3 separate regions of the Homo sapiens genome follow, and regions 1 and 3 are each linked to region 2. The links are chromatin loops, found by intact Hi-C in ENCODE. Cell type or tissue: dorsolateral prefrontal cortex. All regions are shown on one strand.

Evidence for each region. A loop is a pair of places that touch in the nucleus more often than their neighbours do. Peaks named below come from ENCODE experiments on the same cell type or tissue, not always from the same donor. Only the 100,000 strongest peaks of a DNase experiment are listed, where the experiment ranks them.
Region 1: it touches region 2 in a loop (4-fold over the local background); 2 of 110 quality-filtered maps call a loop at or near these places.
Region 3: it touches region 2 in a loop (7-fold over the local background); 42 of 110 quality-filtered maps call a loop at or near these places.

The regions. Positions count from the first base shown.
Region 1 is chr5:131,169,465-131,171,964 of GRCh38, forward strand. LYRM7 (LYR motif containing 7) reads left to right here and starts at 1,480. Exons shown (of 5, transcript NM_181705.4): 1 at 1,480-1,574. The coding sequence starts at 1,557. RefSeq lists an enhancer at 1,154-1,343 and a silencer at 2,254-2,303. In dorsolateral prefrontal cortex, CTCF peaks have their summits at 1,401 and 1,601; a DNase peak (open chromatin) is centred at 1,367; H3K4me3 peaks cover 2,057 bases; H3K27ac peaks cover 2,063 bases.
Region 2 is chr5:132,006,621-132,009,120 of GRCh38, forward strand. The region is part of intron 1 of ACSL6 (acyl-CoA synthetase long chain family member 6); the gene reads right to left. It overlaps ACSL6-AS1 (ACSL6 antisense RNA 1), which reads left to right. Exons shown (of 2, transcript NR_183256.1): 2 at 1-416. Among named protein-coding and RNA genes, the nearest start is that of ACSL6, 3.8 kb to the right of the region's middle. RefSeq lists a silencer at 1,350-1,469. In dorsolateral prefrontal cortex, CTCF peaks have their summits at 1,394 (motif pointing left) and 1,593; a DNase peak (open chromatin) is centred at 1,401; H3K4me3 peaks cover 204 bases; H3K27ac peaks cover 2,500 bases.
Region 3 is chr5:131,422,269-131,424,768 of GRCh38, forward strand. RAPGEF6 (Rap guanine nucleotide exchange factor 6) reads right to left here. Exons shown (of 28, transcript NM_016340.6): 28 at 1,653-2,500. LOC105379173 (a long non-coding RNA gene) reads right to left here and starts at 434. Exons shown (of 3, transcript XR_007058929.1): 1 at 1-434. In dorsolateral prefrontal cortex, a CTCF peak has its summit at 991; no DNase peak of the experiment used is centred here; H3K27ac peaks cover 225 bases.

The DNA of each region.
Region 1 (2,500 bases), 840 kb before region 2:
ACACTTTACAGTTGAATAAACCTTTTTAACTGGATCCTTAGCCTTTTGATTATTTTGGGGTGACAAGACAAACCAGGCCATGTTCCCAGAACAACTAGAATAGTGAAGAGCCCACCTCATATGTGGAACAGTTAAAGGAGACATGCAGATTTATTTAAGAAAAGAGGAGCCACAGAACTGAACTGATTCTGTCATTATAGAACTGTTTTAAAGTATCAGCAGATGAGGGACTTTGGTTAACTGAATTCAGGACAGTAGCTAGCAAGAAATCATCACAATAAGTTATGAATTTTCAGGAAGCTGCACTATGAGTCTACACTGAAAATGGGGGAGCGGGGACGGGGTATCTTTTAAATCACCGTCAGCATTCAGAAAACACAATGCAAGGTCCAAGATCATCTAGTTTATTGTTTCTCAGATAAAAGACAATATCCAGTATACTTGGTTTAATCGCTTCATTACGTTAAATGTTCTGCAAATCGAATGCATCTTAATTTTAAAAAATCGATTATCTTGTTATTCTCAGAATGACTTGCAATAATTCCTTAGAATAACATAGATCACAGAGAAAGAAAAGGGCCTTGGAAATCCATTGGTCCAGATCTTTCATTTTTAATAAGAAGTCAATTTTACCTAAAAGTTAACCTGAAAGGCTACACGGGTAGGGAAGGAGAACAATTATGCAATAGGAACAATAGGAAAAGGTTGTGGCGCGTTAGTAACGTGACTACAGAGTTTTTTCTTGATGCTTGCAAGGTCATAAGTTGAAACGCACTTAAATACTTATGATTGTTTCTAATTATGATGCTGCTGATTAATTACCCATTTCTGACCTCTTTATCAGCAAAACCAAGGAGTAGAGAGAGCTGAATAGGCAAAATGTAAAGGGTAAAACTAGGCTTTACGGTCAGGCATAGCGGATTTGCATCCCAGATCTCCATTTACTAAATGTGCGAACTTCAGCGAGTAATTTAACCTCACCTTCTATGGAAATAAATGAGAGAATATACGCATAAAATTTTTAGGAGTCAGTGTTCCAATCAATGCCCGCTGCAGCTGTTAGGACTTGGCTTTTATTTATGCACATTTCCAAAGAGATAGTCGCAACTGGGAAACGTTAAAATAAAGGTTCTTTTACAGACGATCCTATACCCTAAACAGGAGGTAACAAAACGCGGGTGCCGACGCCATCCACTATATACAAACCTAGTCCGCCTAGCAGACGATCCCTGCGCCGGAAGTGACTGTGCCCCTAACTAACATGGCGTCCAGGTGATTTCCGTTCTCTTCTGGCCAGTAATTGGGCTCTGCGGCTCCTCGCGATTTTACCAGTTCCCATCCGTTTAGCAAACGCCTTTAGCAAACGCCCGTTTAGCAAACGCCTCCTCCGTCCTTTGGAGGAGGGCGGGGCTAAAAGGGAGATGCTGCCTAGTGATTCGTTGTGGCGCATTAGTAACGCGACTACAGGGGGCTGGAAACAGTTCAGTCTTTGATTGGTTGCTGAGAGGCGGGGCTACTCGACTGCTCTGGAGGTAGCGGCCGCGGTGAGGAGAGCCATGGGACGGGCAGTCAAGGTGACAGGGCCCGGGAAGGGGTGGGTACGATGCCGTCGGGGAGGGTATGTTCGCGTCCTTGAGAAAACTGTCTGGAGTCTCTGGAGGCTGGGGCTCCTGACCCTTTATGGAGGATGTGGCTGTTACCCCAGAGAAGCCAGATGACCAACTCCTAGGGGCAGTTGAGGGTTTGTGCACGTGCGGAGGAGAGCGGGAGGCACCAGTGTGGTTCCTACTTCTTGGTACTAACTTGGTACTCAGTGTTTATCCATGATACAAATCTGCGACTTGAGTTCTGCCCTCGTTTCATCTTCAGACCGAGTATTTGTCTGAGGGACCCATTTCATATCCCTGGGAAGTATAGGAGACGCCAAAGGCTGACCTGAGCAACAGCAGTTCAATGAGGTGAAAGTTTATTCAGATAAACAGAAGGTGCACAGAAGTCTAGCAGCCAAGGAAACCGAACCCCAGCAAAGTTACTTGTCAAAAGTAACAGCAAGACAGAGCAGGGACTGGTGAGACCTGAGCTCACTGAATGAGCTTGGGATGTGATGGCTGTGCTCGGATTATACCTCTCTGAGTACCTACCTGGTCTCAGATTCATTTCTCACGCCCAAGCATGATGCACGTTCCTGCCCGGCGCACAATTCTCATTGGCAGCCATCCTTTAACGTTTAACATCAGCATGGCCAATTGGGATCTGTAGTTGTCACTGGCTGAAACATAAACATGAGGAAATAGCCTGCTATAATATGGTGAAGAAAAGCAGTGTTTATGTCTAGTCAATAATATGGGAACCACCAAGCAGCCTTCATGTACTTTTGTACATAATGTCACAGCACCAATAGAAACAGAATTGCTCAGGGTTATTCATTCAAAAATTTATTTGAATGTCCATAATAGCTATTATTATAGCCAACAACCAACATTTAGCCTATATTGTCTAA
Region 2 (2,500 bases):
CTTGGCAGAGTGGCCCAAGCTCCCAATCTGTCAGGTGACTGGAACCTTGGAGCTCTAAGGAAGCAGCAGCCCTCAGAGAAGACTCTCTTCCACAAAACTGGTCACCCAGAAGCTGTGGGTTCACTAGTTGATTCATTCATTCATTCAACAAACACTTCTGGAGCACCTCCTTCTATTCCAGGCTGCACTGGTTCTCAGCACACAGGGTTCTCCAGTGAAGGGTAACCTGGCCCTGCCTGCAAGGAGTTTACACCTGCTTTTCCCTACTGCTTCTAACATATTGGCATCATCCCCCACCTGGGCACAGAGCCTAGCATCCTAGCAGGAGCACACTCAAAATCTGTTGTTTACTGATTGACTTGTGGTAAGGAAACAGCTTATAAAACACATTATTAAAATAAATTACGCTCAGGGAATTCTTTAGTTTATGCAATAAACTCTTATGTACCCTGTGTGCCCAACTCTGGGTTGGGGACATAGACATGAGACACCTGGCCCTGCCCTCAAGGAGACCATGGACTTGTGGAGGAGGCTTCTGGAGCACAGGAATAGTGTCACCTTGGTCATCCACATGCCCAGTTCTACCCACACCTCCTTGACATAACCGCTGCACAGAATAAAGCCAATGCTGTTTGGCCTGTTATCCTAGGCCTGCAGAGCCCACCTCTGGCAACCTCACTGGCCCAGCAGAATTGGTCCTTCAACTTCATTCAGTCCTATTGCCAATCTTCCCTCACACAGGTCCCTTGGCCTGGAATGCCTTTTCTTTTCCTACTCCCTTTCTGCATGTCAGAATCCTGGATCCCCTTTAAGGAAAGCCTAATACAAGTTATTATAATTTTAGCTAACATGGCTGGCTGATCATGCCTGGTGGTCCCTTCCTGGACTGAAAGTCTGAGAATGTGGCCTGACTCACAGCTCTTACAAGTTGCTTCACCACTGAACCTCGCTGAGTCTCAGGGCCTCACCTAGGCAATGGGGAGAACACAACACAGTGTTGTGGGAGGATGGAAGGAAAGTTTGGAGAATCATAGACAGGGTGCTTGACACATGGTAGGTGCTCAGTGAAACAACAGCCAAGTCAGCCTGTTTGCAATAGTTAATCCCATAAAAACACCCCTCCACACACACCTAGTACTTAATGAGTATTTGAGTGCCTACTATGTGCCCAGTGCTGGCTGGATACACAGTGTAGCTTCTGTTATACAAAAGCCTGTAACTTTTGCCCATTTTTATAAACAAGCCAGAGCCTCATGATCACTCACCCCATGTATGGGACAGTCCTGAGTCCCATCTGGGGCTGTAGCTGAGCCAAATTCAGCCTTCTGAAGGTCAACCCATGAATCCTTATAACCACAAGGGACAGAACAATAGCTGGAGAGCATAATGACTGGGTTCTGCTGCCCCCTGGTGTCAGTATGTTCTTACCATATAGGCTGGAGAGCTGTGAGAAGGTGCTGCGGGCAAAATCCTGCTCCATGCTGGTGCACCTTGTACAAATTCAGGCTTTCTTTGTGAGGCATGTCCCCAGCTGGCCACAGAGCCACCTGTTCTGCCTGGAGCTCTACCATCTGTCCCAATTCATAACTGCAATCTCCAAACCCCTGGGGTGGCCCTAGACCTCAAGTCAGTTCTCTGTCCTAATGGGAGCCCAGAGTGGGGTAAGGGGAGGATCTCACAGGCCTGAACTAAGCCAAAGTGTGCAAGTCTATGCTTGCCCTAGGCATCTATAGCCAGGAGCATGCCAAACCATTCTTTAGACGGGCAACTTTGTCTCGCCCCACCAGGGCCAGCCCCACTTCTCCTAAGGCAGAGGCCAGGGGTGGGGGCTTATCTCTTCTCCTTACTGGAGCCCAGCCATGACTCAAGCCATCCTTGGACCACATCTATTCTTATCCATAACATCATAACGACCTCCTACTACCCTCCTGGACTCCACTCTCTTCCTCTTGACTCAGCAGCTAAATGGAGGGATCCTCTACCATCCAAATAAAACCTTCTCCAGAATCCTCTCCCACAACCCACATTGCTCAGGCACAAGACCTTGAAGACTCATCCCCCATTGCAGTTCTTCCACAAACTCTGCTAGTCTGGCTTCCTCCACTTGGATCTTGGCCTCCCTATCTCTGACAAATTCCCCTGAATGCTGCAGAAGCCCACTCATATGTCACTGATGGTTGGGTATATGATTGAACAGATTAGACCCTGCGGCATGGGGCTGCCTTAGCCTAGAGGAAGGTGTGCCCTTTTAGAAAGTTATCCACCAAGAGTGAGACTTCTTCCTACTTTGCACAAAGGTGCTGTACAGGCAGGCAGAAGCTCTGATCCTCTGCTCCCATTGTCCTCTAGGTGTTTATGGCACTGAGGGCATGCTTCCCCAAGCCAGACCTAGCATCTGACTCATGCTGGACTTATTTTACTTGTCTCCTTGTTTAGTATTCAACACACAGGTGAGATCTGGGCTGGCCCAGGACTCATTGCTGGCCTCTCCAGCAGGCAA
Region 3 (2,500 bases), 580 kb before region 2:
TCATCATCTCACCATTTTGGAGGCCAGAAATCCAAAATCAAGATGTTGGCAAGGCACCATTTCCTCTAGAGGCTCTAGGAGAGAATACCTTCCTTGTCTCTTCTAGCTCCTGGAAGCTGTCAACATTACTCGACTTGTGGCTACATCCCTCTCTGCCATCTTCATGTTGCCTTCTTCTGGTATCTTCCTTTGTTTCTCTTACAAGGGCACTTGTGATGGCATTCAGGCCCCACTCATAATCTCATCTCTAAAATGCTTAATTACATCTGCAGAGACCCTTTTTCCAAATAAAGTAATATTTACAAGTTCTCCAGGGATTAGAGCTTGATATTTTGGGGTAGCCGTTTTTCAATTATACTTATTTTCTACTTAAAAAAAATTTCATTTCACCAGTGCCATCTGATACAAATATAAATATGTGTATTTTTTCTTTTCTTTTTTTTTTTTTTTGAGACAGTTTTGCTCGCTGCCCAGGCTGGAGTGCAATGGTGCAGTCTTGGCTCACTGCAACCTCCGCCTCCTGAGTTCAAGAGATTCTCCTACCTCAGCCTCCAAAGTAGCTGGGATTACACGACCCCGCCACCATGCCCCGCTAGTTTTTGTATTTTTAGTAGAAACGGGGTTTCACCATGTTGGCCAGGCTGGTCCTGAACTCCTGACCTCGTGATCCGCCTGCCTCGGCCTCCCAAAGTGCTGGGATAACAGGCGTGAGCCACCATGCCCGGTGAAGAAATATATTTTCTAAATAAAGAAACTAGTGAGACTGTGGAGAGATGGTCAGGGGGACAGAATGGCCTGGGAAAACCTGGTGAAGAGGGGGTGAACTGGAAGAAGGTAGAAGTCTTAGCTATAATGGGAGTAACATTCTCTGGGTACCGAGGGAAAACTGTGAGGAGATTTTAAAAAAGGAGCTAAAGTAGAATTTCCTTCTACTTTGCCAGGGTCCTGGGATCTAATCCCATAAAAGTGGCTGTATTTACATATACTGCCCAAAAGAGGGGGCAATAGGCATGCTTTCGTAGACCCAGCTGGCTGCCCATTTGAAATCTATTCTTTCCTTCTTCACTGAAGAGTCCTAAATTTGTTAGGAACATCAATTGCTCAGATAAAATAGATAATTTCCAAGGCACCCTTGGAGCTACCAGTCATGCAACAGAGGTCTAACTAATGGGATGTAAGTACAAACATGCAAGTGGAGCTTCTGGAAACTACTGTTTTGTTCTCTTTGCGTAGAAAGAGACACATATTTGCACCTTTTCCTTACCTAAGCCTATCCTTTTCACCCCTACTTTTGCCATCCTTGACAGCATCGTGGAGGAGTTACAGTATCAGCCCCGGACAGTTTTGTCTGTAGACTTTTCTACTGTAAGAAGAAAAAGAAACAGACAACAATAACAAAAAGACAAGCCCCAATTGAGTTTAAGCCACTGTTAACTTGGTATGCCATCAAACACAATTTTTTAAACCTAAACAATAGCTATGGTGTTTCACAGATTTGACATAACCAACAACAAATGGACCACTCCAATTTTTCTGGATAGTTAAAAAATAAGGCCTTCACACCAACACAGGTCCCAGACTGGCACTCTCGAATGACTAAGTTTGTAATTATTTCATCAGTTCCATACATTTATAATTAAGTACAGAGAAGATTAATGTAGATTCTTTATTGATTCCACCAATGTATTAGTAGATATGATAATAATAAATGGTATTTTTACATTCTCTTAACCAAAAATATAACAAATATTTACACTCAGTAAAAATACAAAAAGCATACAGAGGCACTGTCTTTCTAAAAGACATAAGTTTAAGAGGTATCAAAAAATAGGAGACAAACATTGCTTGTTACAGGATACCTTACAATCAATGAATTGTGCAGTAGAATTGCTATCTGATTATTACAGATGTGCAGTTTTGTTTCTGTCTTTTGCTGATTAGCTTACATGTCTCAATTTTAAAAGATCAAGTTCAACTGCATTCTGTGTATCAAAAATAAAGAAGCATTAAAAATGCACAACAAAAGTCAAAGATGAACCAGGATTCAAGTTTAAATTTGAACATGTACTGTGACACTTTTGACACTTTTCTGAAGATTTATCCCGTTTTTCTAGCCTTTAAGGTAATGCTGAAGGAATACATATACTTTAATATCACCTTTTTTAGAAACTTAAAATTGAATCAAAATAATCAGTTTTAAGGAAGCTTTTTCTCCTCCTTCCTTTTTTGTAGAGGAAAGAACACTTGATAAAAATTAGATTTGTTCTTAAAAACACCCATGATTACCATCACATTTTCAGCCTGGGAGAGATTCTCAAGGAGGTGATATAGATCGCAATGATGTGATTTATCACCCTCAAGAAAATTCACTAAAGGCTTTTTCTCCCCAAAGATCATATTGAAAGTAATCATTTGGAGTAAATTAGAATTATTAACTTTAATAAGCTTTTATGGAATCATGTACTGGATTTACTAATTCTCAAAATCTTTCACTATAAAG